Regions from separate parts of the Homo sapiens genome. Here region 2 is linked to region 1. The links are chromatin contacts, found by Hi-C or POLR2A ChIA-PET in ENCODE. All regions are on one chromosome and are shown on one strand. Each heading gives the region's core, a stretch centred on a gene start or an enhancer-like site at or near the end of the contact. The rest is flanking DNA. Distances are from core to core; before and after follow the strand shown. Region 1 overlaps ASMER1 (adipocyte associated metabolic related lncRNA 1). Region 2 has its middle 140 kb from the start of LINC02920.

Region 1 (6,072 bases), core at 945-3,444:
ATATAGAATATGCTTCTTTGCTCTTAATTTACTTTTCATTTCTATTTGGTGGGGAGTTCATCATTAAAATCCTCCCTGGAAGGTTTGCAAAGATAGAACTTTGGTTGAGGATGGAGGCAGAGGCAGCACTGGCCAATCCAGACTGCAGGGATCACTTTACAGGTCTTGAGAAAAAATAGTGGTAGGAAGGGAAGTAAGCAGGAGAGAGGAATTAACTAAAGAGAAGTAAAACGTGTCTTGTTTAAACTAGTGGAAGCAATGAAAATTTAGCAGCCATTGTTTGTCTCTTTATTCCTTATTTATAAAACTAAAGAGTAAACTATATTTTTAGGTTAGGTTTTAATTTATGGGAAAGGGAAAGAAACCTAAAAGAAGCCCCCTGCTGGCCACTCTAATTTCTGCCCTATTTGCTCCTTAAAAAAAATAAAAATAAAAATATCCTTACCTTTCCTATATTTTCCTACATTTAAGACATAATTTAACCTTTTATTGTTAACTGAGATTTATCATTGTTATAAATGCAATATACAAATATAAATCTCTAAAGGCATTTCAGTAATTTGTCTTTTATGACAAGAAGAAAATCATCCTTTGAAAGATATGTATCTTGTTTTAAATTTGCATTTAAAAGTCTATCACTAGTAGATTAGTTTTGTTATTTTGCTCTTAATCTGAGCACAAAATAAGTTTGTTTTGATTATCTCAAACTCTGGGAGGTCTTTAAAATTAAATAACAAATCCGAGTTTTATTCAAAATTATTTACAACAGTCTTTTGTCTTATTCTAGAAAATTAAGGGGACTACACATAGCAAAAATCCCGAGGCTGTGTTTGTTTCACGCTGTTACTTGAATCTATGATGAAATCATTTCCTAGGCTTATTCTTTAGAAAATAAAACTCCTTAGGGCAGACTGACCCGAGTTGCACAGGAATGTAAATAAAAATGATTATTTCTCTCTTTACATAAGACAAATATTTTACTACATTGTGTACTATAATAATCTTTCTCATGGCCAACACAGAAATATTAGCATCTACCAAATATGGTTAAATCCTCAAAGCCTACTTATAAAGCAAAAGCAGCACTGGAAATTGACATCACTTACATTTAGTCACATTTTCAAAAGAGCATGATTAATGAAACAGAAGTGTTCTCATGGAGCGTGTGCACCATGTGCTAGTGACAGTTATATCAGAACGAACTACATGTAGCATTTATCTTCCTTTTGCTCTGGTATCTCCCGAGTGAAACGCTTGGGTGTGTATGAAAAGCATAGGGAGAATGACAACTCATTTGGTATTGACTTGGCCTTTGTCCCAGCTCTCTCTTACATCATCAACCCCTTCCTCATCTCTGCTGTCACTGACTTTGAGAAAGCACATGGTTCAGCCATTTGACATCCTCTCTGTAAGACCAGGGATGAGTCTGCTATGCGTAGCTCTGTTTATTAAAACCTCAATTTTAAGAAGGTTACCATTCTACATAAAACCCTTGACCTCTCAGAGTTAGTGGTATGAGCCTAAAAGTTGCCAGGACATGCTAAACTTTTCCTGAGAAAGAGTCCAGTCAACAATTTTATGACAATCCTTCTGACCTGAGCTTTGCTTAATACCATCAAATAAGTCACAGGACAGTCAGGAGATTGGAAATGTATCACTTGATGAGGTTTTTCAGATTGATAACACGAGGGTAAGCAACTGTGTCATCCAGGAGGCTCCAAAGTCCAGGGTCCATTCAGGGCCAACTACAGCAGTGCCCCTTCCTAAGTCCAGGCCATTCACACCAACCGAAGCCCAGCAGGGGGCAGCTTCCCAAAGCTAAATCTAAAAAGACCATAGCCAGCCCAGCTGAAAGTCCCAGGAAAAGGCAATGTTGCCTAACAGTCATGAGACAGCTGGAAAAGTCCCTGCACCTGACACACACTGTTACAGACAGTGCTGCCTCATAGACGTGTAGAAGGCACATCAGGGAGAGTGTCGGGGTCAGGCCAGAAACTTCACATTAAATCAGGGAGGATTTGTTTGGGGCTCACATTTAGACAGAGAACAAAGACTTCTCTGTCATTTTTGTAGTTTTGTTCATTTGTATTTGAAAATAGCAGTTCTCTCTCTGGCCTGACTGCATCCCTTTGATGGTAACTGAAGCTTTCCATTGCAGCGGTGCTCCTGACGGGGGCGACATTGAACCTGCTCAGGGCTCAGGGCTCCTCTTCCCGGCTCTGTGGCCTCCCCGAACATGAGTAACACTATGGCCTGCAAAGATAGGACTTAATTGTCCTTAAAAGGAAAAATGCCTGCATGACCAGAGTTGGACCAAGCCAGAACAGGAGCCCCTGAGAAGTGCTAGGTACATTTTTAACAGTTCCTGTTTACTTTCCATAGGAGATTATGAGAAGAACACAAGAGCACATTTATAAGTAGTTTTCATGATTCATGTTATCACTGAAACCAGATGCTATTCTGAATCAAACAACCCTGAAGTGATGTGCAATTCTAATATCTGCTTAATTAATCAAAATATTCATTAATACGTAAGAAAACACATTCTGTTTGTGTTTTAGAGTACACATTTATCACATGCTCATAAATACTTAAATACAGGAGGTATGCTTGGCAGATAAATTATTAACTTTTCAGAGATCTGCAGATTTTAGAAAGTTTTGGGGGGAAATTAAATTTTAATAAAACAGCATTTTACTTAATTACAGAAAAATCAAATAAAATTATTTTCTAGATTCTGAAAGAAAAACAAATAGATTATAAACTGTAAATGCCCTTTGTCTTATGATAACCTTGCTAGCTTTAGTAATTGTATAATATTATGAACCTTGGGAAACAGTGCAAAGCATCAAAAATCTTATATTAACATATATATTGACTCTAATAAACCTATATCTGTATTAGTGTTTAATATTGATTAAAATTGCTTATAAGTTTATATTAATAGGAAATACATCCTGATTTAGTAGGATTTTAATAACTACAATCATGTATTGCTTAACGATGGGAATATGTTCTGATAAATGCATCAGTAGGCAATTTCATCATGTGAACATCAATATCATGGTGTACTTACACAAACCTAGATGGTATAGCCTACTGCTTCTAAACTACATACCTGTACAGCATGTTACTGTATGTAGATGACTGTAACACAATGGAAAGTATTTATGCATCTCAACATAGAAAAGATACGGTAAAAATATGGTATTATAATCTTATGGAACCATCATCATATATGCAGTCTATTCACTAAAATGTCATTTTGCGTGATAAGGGCATTTACTCCAATATTGCTTTATTAGATTGGCATCCTTGCTGACTCAAGACCCTTTCCTTATGTACTGATGACCACCTATTGATTCTCAGAAAGTCTTATATTCTCACTCTTGTGCCACCCTCAGTTATTTCCCTCTGCCTTTCACAGCTAACTGTCCACTTCACACCACTAATCAACTGCTGTGAACTTGGCTTTTACCTTGATCTCAGCTCTTCCAAAAGTCACCAATCATTTCCTAAATGCAAAATATAATGACCTTTTCCCTGTGTCCATCATACTTTGTATAACATTTGATATTGTAATGAGTTGAATTGAGTCCCTCTCAAAAAAGACAAGTTGAAATCCTAACCTTCAGTATCTCAGAATGTGACCTTATTTGGACACAGAGTTGTGGCAGATGTAATTAGTGATGAAATGAGGTCATACTGGAGCAGAGTTAGCCCCTGATCCAATATTACTGGCATCCTTCTAAGAAGATGGCCATCTGAAAACATATACACAGAGAGGACACACTGTGACAATGAAGGCAGAGATTGGAATTAGGAAGTTGCAAGCCAAGGAGCATCGCAGATTGCCAGGAAACCACCAGAGGTTAAGAAGGGGGCAAGGAAGAATCTCTCAGAAACGTAAGAGAGACTGTGGCCCTGGTGATGCCTTGATTTCAGACTTCTAGCCTCCAGAACTGTGATGTGATCAATTTCTTTGATTTTAGGCAGTTTATGGTGCTTCATTATGGCAGCCCTAGGAAACTGATAGTTACTACTGACCAAGGCTTTATTCTGCACTTACCACAATTTTTTAAATGCTCTTGTCCACAGGGTTCCATACACCATATTTTTCCAGAAGCCTGGCTACAGATTTCATAGGATCACAGGATTCTTTACTGCCTCTCATCTCCTATTTCCTTTTTTTTTTCCAACAGGATTTAACTCTGTGTTGCCCAGGCTGGAGTGCAGTGGCACAGTTATAGGTTCACTGCAGCCTCTCCATCTCCTGGGCTCAAGTGATCATTTTCCCTCAGGTGCCCAAGAAGCTAGAACTACAGGCGTGCATCACCACACCCAGCTAATTTTTATTTTTTCATACAGATAAGGTCTCGCTTTGTTGCCCAGGCTTGTCTCTAACTCCTGGCCTCAAGGGATCATCCTGCCTCAGCCTACCAAAGTGTTGGAGATACAGGCATGCACCAGCATGCCCAGCCTGATATTCCTTGAAATACCTCAAGCCATCCTGTAGTATCAACTACCACAAATATGTGAGGGCTGCTCCAGTTCATATCTACATCTTGAACCTCTCTAAGTCTCCATGGGTCAACCTCCTGTGTTTTCCTGCAGCACACCAAAGTGTGCTCAAAAAAGCAAATGAAAAAGAATACAAAACAGTTGATACTCACTTGCAAAATAAAACCAGATGCAGCTTTCTTTACAAATTGAGAAAGATGTTTTTTAAGCATAATGACTAGTGTTGGCAAATGAACTTGTCCCTCTCAAATATCATGTGAGACTTTGGTTTGATACAATTTTACTGGAGAGTTATTTAGCAATGTGAATCAAGTATTTAAGAATTGTTAATTCCTTTTGACCTAGTAATTTTACTCCTTAGGAATTATCCCAAGAAAATAATCAGACCTGCACCAAAGATTTATATATGGATACATATACAAAGCACATATTTGCATATAAGGACTACACCCACAGATCCATAACCGTAAAGTCTCAAAGTTACTGACTGTTGGCTTTTAAACTTTTAAACTTTTAAACACAGATACATATCTCTGAGTCTAGTCTTTATATGCAAATATATATGTTTTATATATGTATATTTTTTGAATCATTTTATGTGGTTTATATTTATTCAATTTTTATATGCTTGGTTTAGAAGCATATAAAATGTTCACTTTTCAGAAAACATTAGGAATTGGTTATATTTTAGAAAGAAACGTAGAATATCACATTTCAATTTGGACTAGCACTTTTCAAGCGGCTGCTAACCACATGTGGATAGTGGCTATCCTATCAGCATAGAGCTACACGAAGGGCATATGACTGCTTATTTTACTATGCTTGCAATTTCTGTAGCTTTGATTTTTTTTAAATAAAATGTTGGCCAGGCACGGTGGTTATGCCTGTAATCCGAGCACTTTTGGAGGCTGAGGTGAGCTGATTACCTGAGATCAGGAGTTCGAGACCAACCTGGCCAACATGGTGAAACCCCGTCTCTACTAAAAATCCAAAAAAATTAGCCAGGCGTGGTGGCAAGTGCCTGTAATCCCAGCTACTCGGGAGGCTGAGGCAGGAGAATCACTTGAATCCGGGAGGCAGAGGTTGCAGTGAGCTGAGATCACGCCATTGCACTCCAGCCTGGGTGACAAAACCCAGACTCCTTCTCAAAAAAAAAAAGTTGGGGGAGGAAAGGCCTTTGAAAACACTTGCAATCACATTCATTCTGCTTCAGACTGTTTACTCTTCTTAATCCCTGCTAACCATGGTTAATTCACTAGCATTTTTGCTTTTCAAGCAGTGACATCCACAAGACCATATTGTGATCTTTCTATTCTTTGCATAGTTTCATGGTTCTTAGAGGAAAAAAAAAGATGTCACACATAACAAACAAACTAACCAGTAGTGACACTAAAATGAGAAAAGGGTTTTGGCATGGCTCAAAAAAGCCATGTGTATAATTTTTAAATCAGTGCTGCAATTTGTGGCCCAGCAAGTGAGACGGCATTTTGCTTCCTCCTCAAGAACCCTTTGTTCTTGTCATGAACCAGAATTTAAGCTTCTGCACTCTGT
Region 2 (6,072 bases), core at 1,449-3,948, 350 kb after region 1:
TAGGACTGGGCAGATGCTTTACATATGTTGTCTCACTCAGCAGTCACAAAGGGCTCTGAAGTGGGTGCTATTATCACCTATGCCCATTTTACAGATAATAAAAACTGAGGCACAAAGAAGCTAAGTAACTTGCCTGGGACCCTATGGCAAGACAGTGACACAGTTGGGATTGCAAAGCTACAGTCAACAACTCCACAGTCCATGGATTCCCACATGCCTCGAAGGCATGTGACCTTAAACTATCTGTTTACATCAGAAACTCGCCATAACCCCCACCACATTTACTCTAAGTCCCTGCAGGATTTAGCTTCAAACTCTTTCTCAACCTCATCTCTTGTCATCTCCACTTTCCTCCCTGCCTCCCGCCCCTATACTTTAATCATAGCAGGATCTTCACATTCCCTGGAACGTGCAGACTCTGTCATCCCGCTCCGTTTTCCACGTTCTGCTCTTTGACTCCAGGTGTTCGTCCCCCATGCCCCAATGCACGTTGTGCACATCTCCTGCCCTTATGACCCGGAGGAAACGTTATCTTCTCTGAGTTCCAAATTCCCCAATAGGTAGTTGCTCCCTTCTTCCTTCCCATGGCACGTTATTGAGACCTGTACTCTGACACCGGGTAGGGCTGCAGTAAAGCACCAAGTTGCCCGGGGCACCACAGTTATAGAAGCACTCGTTCTTAGAGTCAAGGGGCAGAATAATTCATGGCGATATTAACTTGTATTTTCTCCTTGCAAGTATGATCTTCGGTTGGGCTGGGGTAGAGGAAATATAGAAGAGGGAGAGGGAGGTGATTACCTCCAGGCAGAGAAGAGGATGAAGCTGACCGGGAGCTTTGGGCAGCAGGACTCAGGCGGGCCCTACTTCTTGGCAGAGCCCTGCGAGGAAGCAAGGCCATAGAAAGGGAATAGCTGCCTGTGTATCTGGGAAGATGGCCCTGCGCACCAGAATCCCAGATCCTCAAGGATCCAATGGTCCACCTGTGTCATGGAAGTAGTGGGGTTTCCAGACCTCAAGTAACCAGCCAGGCACGGACCACAGGCACCCAGAAATAGCCCGTGGGGAGCCAAAACTGAAGGGGATCTCCTCCATGCTCTGGGTTGTGAAAGACCTTGAGACCTTTGCATGAGAGAGAGACAAAGCCAGGAGAAACCCTCAATACTGACAGATTGCATTTCCCATAAGCCCAGCAGGTTGAGAGCTCAGAGTTGCATTGAATCTCCTTTAAAGATAAAATCAAGACACGTGCCATTTACTGCACACACACCTCCATTTGTGAGCCATGATTCATACCCAAAACATGTGTTTCCATGTCTGTCTCCACTACTGGACCATGCACTTTTTTAGGGCAAAAACTGACATTTTTTGTCTTCACATTCTCAACCTTTGGGAGGCACCTACTGCAAAGCGGGCCCTGAACGAAAGCCTGCTAAATGGATGAAGAGAAAATGAACCAGTCAGCCAGGTAGCTGATCAATCTCTAAGGGTTCTGTAGCTCTTGGAGTCTATGAAAGAAAAATTAAAAGTACTAGACCCTCCAATTCAATCTCTATCTGGGAAGGTAACTAACTAAGGTCAAGTCTTCCTCACCAAAACAGCCAAAAGGAAGAAGAAGGGAAGGGAGTTGCTAACTCACAAAGGCTTCTTTATTCCTTAGCCTTTGATTCAAGAGGATGAGTAAGTGAATTTCTTTTCTTTTTTATTTGTTGTAGTGCTGGCTTCCTTCAGGCAGTATGAAAAATCAAAGAATTAGGCTGGTACCTATATCAGATAACTTGACCAAGGACTGTTGGAAGTCAATGAAAAGTGACCCTTTGGGAAATGCTGTTAGGAAAACAGTGTTTCCCTCTCTACTGTTTTTTATAACTACTGGAAACTTTGTGCTTCACTAGCTGGTTCTTCTAGGTGTTTATATTCTGAAAGGCCATGACCCGGATAATTTGGTTGAGAGAATTTCTGCTCATGATTGTGTAGTTACCTGGCTTCTGGGCATCAAGGATACCAGGACACACAAAAACACTCTATGATAGCCCAGATTCACAAGGTTTCATGCAATTTCTTTTATGTGCAATTGCTGGGTCCCCTCCCCAGAAGAAAATACAATGCTGTAAGGGTCAAATACCTGGAAAATATCCTAGGTGACATTTAGAAAAAAAAATTTTTTTCACGTAAGTTAATAAGTCAGCAGACTGCTCTCCTCTCTATTCTCAATACCTTGAGAGACTGGCCTGTGTCAGTGGGAAAAGACGGCAATTTGATAAAAGCAGGGTCTATATCACAGGAGATCTGGCCTCCAAATATTCCATTGTACAAATAAACAGAAGAATTTCAATCTTCTTTCCATTCTTAGGGCTCCTAAGAGATCCCCTTCCCTCTCCTATTCAGGGTGGTTTAGCTCTAATTAAATTATTTTCTCTTGTACAAACTAACAGGCTCGTCATTAGCTTCCAGTTAGAAAGATCCTATCATCCTCTTAACCATCTCTATAAGAGCTGGAATGCCTTGACTTTCCCAAGAGAGGAGACAGGGAGAACAGGAACCTCCATCACCCTAGGGCTATTTGGCAATCTTCCCTCTTCTTCCTTCAACACCCCTTTTTGAGGTTAGAGTCATCCTATTCCTTCCTTCTAGGTTCCACTGGAGTCAGAGGGATTAGGCAATGGGGCATGGACTGCAATGCTCCAGCCCCACCCAGGGGTCAGGGCTCACAGCCAGGTTACTCAAACAGAGGTCACTGTGGCTCTCTCCTGCTGCTCAACCCAGGCTGGAGCCGCTAGCCACAGATCTTAGACACACACCACGGGCAAGGACACAGGGGTCTGGCTTTATTGGCTGTAGGGCCAGTTTGGCTGGGCGACTAGGTGGACATTCTAATGACTAAGCACCTTTCCTTAGCCACTCCCAGGGTCAGTTAAGAGACATAGATTTTAAAACCAAGAGAAACAAAACCTAGCAAACAAGAGAGATCCAGAGAGAAAAATACTGTAAAATTTACAGATTAGAATAGACAGTTTTACCTGTACAAGAATCTGTTTTTGATTTCTGCTAAAAATATTGCATATTCATTATATTACCAAACCAAATATTAACCTGACCATGGCTTTCAATAATGGTGTTAGGATAAACCTGTAATTCCTATATCAAGGAATAAAGTCAAATGAAATTAAATATAAATGAAACCAGCATCTTGGACCTTAAGGTCTTCCTAGATGTTTAGGGTTCACTTTAGAATTTCAAGAGTAGCCTATCTCCTTATCCTCCTCTCAATAGAGCCTGCTTTATTTCCCTCAAGTGTTAGTAATCATAATGCGATCCTAATGTATTAGATTTGGTTCCCTACTTTATTTCTAGGCTTTTCAGTTTTGTCTAGTTGATCATATTTTTTGTTTTGTTTTGTTTTTGTTTTTTTAGCTAAAAATGGCCTGTGGATCTATCCTGTGTGATATTTGACATACCCTATTTATATTTAAATAGATGCTTTGAGAAATGTAAGGTTTCCTTTACAATATTCTAAGTTTGGGCAAAGTTCACCATTGCATTAGGGTTGAAGTATAACTGATTATCTAACTTCCATCGCTTCTTCACTTCCTTAAAATTCTTTGATTCAGTATGTGGGGGGAGGGCGAGAAGTTGTTTCTGATCAAAACACTTTTTCTGAAGAATATTCTTTGGTACTGATATACTTCGTCAATATGATTTATAGCAAGATGTGCGCTACACCAGTATTGTGTTAAATGTGCTTCCAGATGACCTAGCCTCTGATCATTTTATTCTTTTTTGATTTTTCAATTGCTCATATAATTCATTTCAAACAAAAGGAAGAAAGTGATCATAGAAATAGGCTAGGTAGCGGGAAAGGAAGACAGAAATGCTTAACAAGTTGCAAACAGGAAAAAGAAATTAGGACAAACGGGCTTCAGAAAAGCCGCAAGCACGCTGGTAAACAAACTTAGGCTGCCCTGGAGCAACCCCCTGTTTGTCTTTGCTTTATGGTGCAATGTAGTCTAGTGGTCTGATCAACTGGGAATCTCAGTTTTGCCTCAGACTCCCTGTTCTGTACTGAATGGCCTTGGACAGGGATCTCTGATGTGAGATAGGCAGGTTTTCAAACTGTGAGGGTCAATGTTTATAAGTGGAAATGTTGCAAAGGGGTGAAGGGCATTATTACAACTAAAGGAAGCACTATTATATAGAAACAATCAAATCAAGGATTTTTTTTTCTGCACATTTAGAGCCAAACACTCAATTTTCCTGCCCTGACAATTTGTTTATTTGTTCGTGTTTGGATTTTATTGAGGTCCCTGATAACACAGGCATTTTGGAAATGGGTGGGAGTATGTGTGAATAGCAAAAGAAATCATCTACTGGCAGGTATTGATAGTTTCTTCTGTTTTGTGCATCCTCTCTTCCTATCCCTAGAACTGATCTCTTTTTTTAAATAAGAATATATATTGTAATGTATATTTTAGATTTTATAATAAGCATGCTTAGTTATTTGCATTTTTCTCAAAATAATATTATATGTACATATTAGTAATCAAGATATTCAAACACATCTTTAGATGAAACCATGTTTAAAGAAAGCTCTACTTCTATTAAAATCCTGCGATACTTAGAGCAGTGCAGTTTAGCCGAGTTTGCTGATGAGTGAAATCCATAAATAGTTAAGAGCCTCCAGCCATGGTAAAGAGGAAGTAAAATAGACTGATCTCATGACCTAAAAACAAAAGCTGCAAAATAATTAACATTTTACTTAGTATTTAAACAAAATATTGTAGAGTGAGAATTTGGTTATATCTGAATTGGATTTTCATCTCAATGTTGGAGTCCAACAGACTTGGAACTATTATGCTTTCTTTTATTTCAAAGTTCAGGCTTTAATAAGAAAATTGTTTCTATTGTTCATTAAATTATATAATCACTTAAGAGGAACTGTATCCAAGTTTTTACCTTTAAGCCTTATGTACAAATTACAAAATGTAAAAGTTAATTCTTTAAAATTTATATTCTGTGTTTAGTAGATTATTTTTTAATGTTGAGTACTGTTTTCCATTTAGAATTCATAGATCTAAATAGTAACAGGCCCTGCTTATCTAGGAGTAAAGGAAGAAAGAAACCTATTCTTGCCTCCAGCTTACCCCAAACATAGAGACTGAAGAAATTAAATTTATTCTAGGCTCTGCTGTACAAAGCCTAGAAAAATAATCTAGCCCAATAGTAATTAGTTTCCCTTTTTCATCTCTCTTCTCTTCGCCTGGCTTCCTTTTTGTCTTTTTTTCTCCTTTTTTTTTCCTTTTTGTTCCAATATATTTGGGTACCTACTGTGTACCCAGCACTGTGATGCTGAGTGCCTTGGAATTAAAAATGAAAAAGATCCAGGGTCAGAGAGCAGACCAGAAAGATGGCAAATGAGAAACCATCTACATATTCCACAAGGTACTGAGAGAGAGCATTAGCAAGACACAGAGATGAGGTTGAGGCGAGCGGATCACCTGAGGTTAGGAGTTCAAGACCAGCCTAGCCAATATGGTGAAAGCCTGTCTCTACTAAAAAATACAAAAAATTAGCCAGGTGTGGTGGCAGGCACCTGTAATCCCAGCTACTTGGGAGGCTGAGGCAGGAGAATCGTTTGAACCTGGGAGACAGAGGTTGCAGTGAGCTGAGATCACGCCATTTGCACTCCAGCCTGGGCAACAGTACTGAAACTCCGTCTCGGGAAAAAAAAAAAAAAGAGAAAAGAAAAAAAGACACATAGATGCAACAGGCTGCAGGACTTAAGGTTTTAAGGAGAGCTTCTTGGAGGAATTGAGCTTTGGAACTAGTTGGTACTAAAAGACAGGTAGCAACTGACCGAGTACATGAAAAGAAATAAGGCAGGGGACAGCATACACAAAGCTTAGAAAGAACATGCAAGTCAATGTGTCTATTTCATTTAGGGGCAGGGGGGAGATGAGTGGGAGCAAGAGATGAAGCTGGAGTCTGACATGGGGTAAAAGCCTTCCATGCCATGCTGTGGAATTTGGATTTATTTCCGTGGGGAATAGGAGCCACAGAAGGTGATTAGATAGAAGA

Evidence for each region. A loop is a pair of places that touch in the nucleus more often than their neighbours do. ChIA-PET counts read pairs that join two places held with the same protein, here RNA polymerase II (POLR2A). Pooled maps may share reads with other maps.
Region 2: a loop to region 1 is called in a map of Caco-2, with 7 times the contacts of the local background. The contact joins two enhancer-like sites. A Hi-C loop is called at or near these places in 7 of 168 maps with a recorded cell type or tissue (CD14-positive monocyte, Caco-2, Calu3 and 4 more), 3 of 37 single-sample maps with no recorded cell type and 10 of 50 pooled maps. POLR2A ChIA-PET finds 5 or more read pairs at or near these places in 1 of 52 experiments (PC-9).

The regions. Positions count from the first base shown.
Region 1 is chr21:14,862,623-14,868,694 of GRCh38, forward strand. All of the region lies in intron 1 of ASMER1 (adipocyte associated metabolic related lncRNA 1), which reads right to left. Among named protein-coding and RNA genes, the nearest start is that of ASMER1, 53 kb to the right of the region's middle. RefSeq lists an enhancer at 2,056-2,105. Within about 2 kb of position 2,195, at least 16 of the 41 ENCODE cell types and tissues checked have a DNase peak (open chromatin) inside an H3K27ac peak, as active enhancers do; they include CD14-positive monocyte, where a contact is called at or near this core.
Region 2 is chr21:15,207,743-15,213,814 of GRCh38, forward strand. No RefSeq gene overlaps it. Among named protein-coding and RNA genes, the nearest start is that of LINC02920, 140 kb to the left of the region's middle. RefSeq lists a cis regulatory region at 2,543-2,935. Within about 2 kb of position 2,699, at least 6 of the 41 ENCODE cell types and tissues checked have a DNase peak (open chromatin) inside an H3K27ac peak, as active enhancers do; they include CD14-positive monocyte, where a contact is called at or near this core.